Linked DNA regions of Homo sapiens: region 1 is linked to region 2. The links are chromatin loops, found by intact Hi-C in ENCODE. Cell type or tissue: PC-9. All regions are shown on one strand. Each heading gives the region's core, and the rest is flanking DNA. Links, peaks and the distances in the headings are about the cores only. Region 1 has its middle 110 kb from the start of PTPRK. Region 2 has its middle 49 kb from the start of PTPRK.

Evidence for each region. Peaks named below come from ENCODE experiments on the same cell type or tissue, not always from the same donor. Only the 100,000 strongest peaks of a DNase experiment are listed, where the experiment ranks them.
Region 1: a loop joins it to region 2, with 6 times the contacts of the local background. A loop is called at or near these places in 2 of 110 quality-filtered maps.

Annotation. Positions count from the first base shown.
Region 1 is chr6:128,628,831-128,631,636 of GRCh38, reverse strand. No RefSeq gene overlaps it. Among named protein-coding and RNA genes, the nearest start is that of PTPRK, 110 kb to the right of the region's middle. In PC-9, for the core only: no CTCF peak of the experiment used is centred there; a DNase peak (open chromatin) is centred at 1,236; H3K27ac peaks cover 1,349 bases.
Region 2 is chr6:128,568,209-128,571,014 of GRCh38, reverse strand. No RefSeq gene overlaps it. Among named protein-coding and RNA genes, the nearest start is that of PTPRK, 49 kb to the right of the region's middle. In PC-9, for the core only: no CTCF peak of the experiment used is centred there; DNase peaks (open chromatin) are centred at 294 and 1,124; H3K4me3 peaks cover 1,682 bases; H3K27ac peaks cover 2,332 bases.

The DNA of each region.
Region 1 (2,806 bases), core at 195-2,694, 61 kb before region 2:
CACTGTCATTGAGACCTGCTATGAGAATAATTGTCTTCCATGATGTTTACAAATGGTGACAATATTGCTCAGATGTATCTAAAATGTTTTTTTAAACATGTATATTTTCAGCTTGTGCAGTTTCTGGCAGAAATGATACCATTAGCTTATTGTTCATTTTGTAAATGCAGAGAAGAGAAACTTTTGGTCAGTGAATGTATTAAAGGGGGTTTTGGGGCCTATTCCAAATGCTGAAGCTCTAACAGAGTTGTACAAAACTTACGGGGAAAATGAAATTTTAGTTAAGCCTCTTCTCTGTGAGAATTTGTGACTGGAACTCGACAGGAGAGAAAAGGAAGAATAGTCTTACCCACAGTTCCCTTGAGGGATAATCATAAAGTTATCTCGTGAGAGGTACTTAATGACTGTGCACTAAAAGTAGCCCGGCGCTTATCCTACCATAATTCTATGCCAAGGTAAGGTTCAGTTATACTAGGATGGCATTTAAAGCATCAGAAAGTATAAAACCAATGTCCATTGTTTAAAACTTGAGCCTGACTGGTTTTACATATGGAGCAAATTCTGTATAAATACTAATTTGACAACTGTCAGTTCCACATATTCAGAGTTAGTGTTATATAAACCGTCAACCCGCAGCCAGGTTGAAGAGGCAGTGGATATACTCTGGGGAACCCATCTTATCAGTCTGCCCCACATTGCCTTTTTAAGTAAACGAGCTGACAGAGTCAAGGGCAAAGTAAGGAGAGCTGCAGATTTCATGGATTCTCTCGGGTTAGGATTTTACTGCTTAAGGACAGATGCATCCGTGGTTTTAAGATTCTCCTCTTTTCCTAGCACAAATTTCACTTTTTCTAACACCAGGGAATGATTTTACCAGTGAGGACAAAGGTCAATAACAAGTTCTAATTCAGAATCAGAAGACTTTTCCTAGGGAACTAAGAATATGATATTTTTTCCAGGTAACAGGGCTTTTCTCAACTTTTTGAACCTCTTAGATCTGCAAATTCTATCCCACAGGGAAGCAGAAAAGGCAAAGAACAACAGAGCAGCCCTTAGCCAAAAAGAACTGAGGCCAGGCATCTACTAAGTCACCAGTTCATGGTGCTCTTGCTATGCCTGCCTCTGCCCTACCTGTCTGGCCTACTTGACGTTGTGCCAGTTCAAGTATTTCAGATCAAACCACCTGCTTAGTTCCTCCCTAGGACCTTGATCTAGACCAAATGCAGCTTCTCAGCCCCAGGCAAGAGGCTAGGTCAGCTCTTTAGTGGGTACTGGGGTGCCCCGGCTAGTCCAGTGCTCCCCGGATGACTCATGCTGGTTCCTACCCACCAGATGCTGTAAAAGCCACTGGCACAGTAGCTAGTTCTAGCTTTGAAAACCATAAACACACACCTGGTCAATGCTTTCTGCAGAGCCTTACCCTGAGCATGCAACTCCACTTTATACTCAGTTGGATCAGCTTAAAACTTTTCTTAAAAGGAGCTCCAAATATGTACTTTGTGCCTGTTCTGCTTTCTGCAAAGATTATTTTTCAGCGGCATCTTGCTGTACTGCATCATTTTTTTTTATTGCCACTCTCCTGATGAAGTTTTTCTTCCTCAGCCCCACAGAATAGCTATTTAGATATCCTAAAAGTATTAATTACCTATATACATCCTGCCTAACAAAGTTGTGCTGCAATAGCATTGTTTATTTGCCAAAGAGTTTTGAGACTATTACCTTGATCATCATTTCTCGGTTAATATTAATTATGGTTTTGAGATGACAGTGATAAGAAATGTGGCATATTCAGCAGACATAGCTTCCTAAAACATCTACAAAATTGGAAAGTACTGTACTATCCAGCCTAAAGTGTTACTTCCCTGTATGAGTGGCTATTTGCAAAGCTGATTTACAATGTGGCAAATAAGAAAATGGGATGATATACAGCAGCAGAGATGCTGCAAGAATTGCCATGCAGGCACTGTTCCCCAACACCATCTACCATAAATTCTTACAAGATAAAGTGTATACCAGAGGTAGCAGTGAACCATTTTCTTTACATTCTTACCATTCTGCCAGAACTCTGAAATTAAAATAGGGGAGAGTGAACAGGAGCCACTATTTTGAAAATCAGAGTAGACAGCACCAGACGAAGAGCAGATCTGTGACTGGTTCTAGCTGTGTGTGAGCATACGTGACCTTGGGCAAGACTGAATCTCAATATTCTCAGCTGCTTTCTATTGTTTGTTTGATTTTTTAAGGAACAACAAATATCTTCTCTGTCAGTGTGAGGATAGTATGAAATAATATATAATTGTCCTGTGTCACTAAAAATTATATAAATACCTGTGTGTGTAATAAAATTACCTAATTTGACAGGTGATTGATAAGGAATATACGTAAAATAATACCATGAATGAAATATAGTAGTTGCATATATCTCAATACTCGATATGCACAGGGCAGGTTTGAGACTAATCTAATTCCCAATATCACGAGCTCCCCAATTACATGAGTTTTTCTTTTCTTTTTTTTTTTTTGAGACGGAGTCTCACTTTGTCCCTCAGGCTGGAGTGCAGTGGCGCGATCTTGGCCCACTGCAAGCTCCGCCTCCCGAGTTCACGCCATTCTCTTGCCTCAGAGTCCCGAGTAGCTGGGACCACAGGCGCCCGCCACCACGCCCGGCTAATTTTTTTGTGTTTTTAGTAGAGACGGGGTTTCACTGTGTTAGCCAAGATGGTCTTGATCTCCTGACCTCGTGATCCACCTGCCTCGGCCTCCCAAAGTGCTGGAATTACAGGCGTGAGCCACCGCGCTTGGCTGA
Region 2 (2,806 bases), core at 119-2,618:
ACAGAGTCTACGTTCCTAACACAAGTCACAGCTAGGAGAACTCAGATTTCCATTGCCAAACCAAAGCAGAACCCTGTGGTTGTTACCTCAGAAGCGTAAGCCGGAGGTGGGACAGCACTAAATCATCCTCTCTTTGTGTTTACCTTTTGGCCTGAACTATCTGGATAACTGGCTTAGCCTTTCATTTTGCCTAGAATGTGAAGACCTGGTAGGACTGTAAATAGAAATGTGCCCAGTCTTAACCCACAGGGCCAATCTCTTTATTATAACTCACCCCCACACTCTAAATAAACAATAAACCACTAGATAATGGCTGGGAAAAGTTCTGCCAAAATTACACACCTGCTGCTTCCAGACTTGAGAAACAGAAACTCAAAAGTGATTTACAGGAAAACAAAAGCACAAATAAAAAAAATGTAGCCTGTTGCAGTCCTACAGAGCAGGTTTTACTGGTGTCACTGCAATCTTAGTACTACATTATGTTAGTGCTCTGAGGTTCTGAGCCAAGGGCATGCCCCTCTGGAACGGGGGTGACTTCTCTCCACCGTCCTGTCCCAAGGGAGCATTTCACATTAGTATCTGTTAGGACAGCTGGAAAGATATTATTTTACCAAAAGAAACTTTCGTTATTAAAAGTTATGATTGTGCCTTCAGTACAGCTCGGCATGTGGTGTGTCAGCTTTGCTGTGCATTATTTTCCTATTACTATTCCAGGAAACCTCTCTATCAGGTGACTGCCTGCAGGGTAGGAAAAAAAAAGTCTAAAAGGAGCATTATAACTTATAGCCCAGAAGATTAAAATAAGAAGAGGAAGAAAACATTAAAAAAAGAAAACAGCAAGAAAAACCTGAGATCCCATGTCTCTCTGTCCCTTAGGAAAGTGTAATGTCTACCTGATTGTGTGGCTTAGTTCACATATGCAACACTTATTTTAAAGCCCACAAGAAAAGAAATTGCTGCACCCAAAGAAAATTTAAATGTACTTAAAATGTGGATGGCTATTGCCAAATTACACTCCAAAAAATGCTTTACTTTTATGACCCCTTCAGTCTTCACCAAACTGCGTGTGAGTCATCCTCTGCACTGGCTGGTGTGCATCTCTGGAATGCTCTTTCTGCCCCCACCAGCCTTTCCAGGCCACACCCTTTGTCTTCCTAAAGACTTAGCTTAAATGGTCATTACTCAGAGAGACCTTTCTTGAACTTTCTGCTTGAAATACCTTTCTGCCCTCCTGGGGATCCCTATGTGATTTCTTCATCAAAATTATTACATATTGTAACTACTTAATTTTATTTCCTTGGTTCCCTCTATTTCCTTCAGTAAAATTTAACCTCCCAGGAGAAAGGTACCTTCTGTCTTTTTAATCATTGCTTTTTCAATACCTAACTCACTGCTTGGCACATATTAAGTAACTGAATTGTTTTGTTGAATGAATGAACGATACACACTGGTGTTAAACAGAATAGAGTTCATTTATGGGCCCTGCCATTTATATTAGTCCATTTTCACATTGCTGATAAAGGCATACCCGAGACAGGGTAATTTATAAAGAAAAAGAGGCTTAATGGATGCACAGTTCCACATGGCTGGAAAGACCTCACAATCATGGCCAAAGGTGAAAGGCACATCTTACATGGCAGCAGACAAGAGAGAAAATGAGAGCCAAGCAAAAGAGGAAAACCCCTATAAAACAATCAGGTCTCCTAAGACTTATTCACTACCACAAGAACAGTATAGGGGAAACCACCCCCAGGATCTAATTATCTCCTACCAGGTCCCTCCTACAACACGTGGAATTATGGGAGCTACAATTCAAGATGAGATTTGGGTGGGGACACAGCAAAATGATATCACCCTTTGTTTACTGCATTATCTCGAGAGAGTTATCTACATCCCTCAATTATTTTGCGTTCTTTCATTTGTAAAGTAATAGTATTTCTAACCACATAGAGATTCTGTGAGCATTAGATGAAATAATGTTAAAAAGCATCATGTCTAACAAAAAAGAATTGACAATGGCGATCTATGATTATTATTGCCTGAACCAGGAAGAGGGCAGGAGGATGAAGTGCATTAGTGAATTCATCTAGGCTCTTGCTGGGACTTGTATATGAGAAGTGAGGCAACTTGAGTTGTTGATTGCCGGTTTCTTGGAAGCAGAAGACCACCACCTACCCAGCCATGATTTGCCTATAGAAAGAAGAAGTTGCTAAGGATACTTCTCCCTGAAGATATTTAAGGGATAAGATTTCCACAAATTATCTTATTTAAGTATTTCTGGATCCTGTAGTGTCTTCTTTCTGTGGCATGTCCCTACAAGGAAGCAACTGTAAAACAGTCATGAAAGGAATAGGAATTTGTGCCCAACCCCACCCTACCACCACCTTTCCTCCCATCACTACATAGCTAGAGAAGCCTAAAGGTTGGGAGAAAGATTCTGAAGCAGAGTAATGAGTTGCTCTATTGTCTTTAGGAAGGGAGCCAAGAAATCTGATGGAGGCTCGCATTTGACTTGTAACTCAGGGATATAATTACTCCATTGGAAAATGTAAAGAATTAAAAAAAAAATTAAGGCCAGGCGTGGTGGCTCACGCCTGTAATCCCAGCACTTTCGGAGGCCAAGGCAGGTGGATCACGAAGTCAGGAGATCGAGACCATGGTAACACGGTGAAACCCCCTCTCTACTAAAAGTACAAAAAATTAGCTGGGAGTGGTGGCCGGCGCCTGTAGTCCCAGCTGCTTGGGAGGCTGAGGCAGGAGAATGGCGTGAACCCGGGAGGCGGAGCTTGCAGTGAGCCGAGATCGT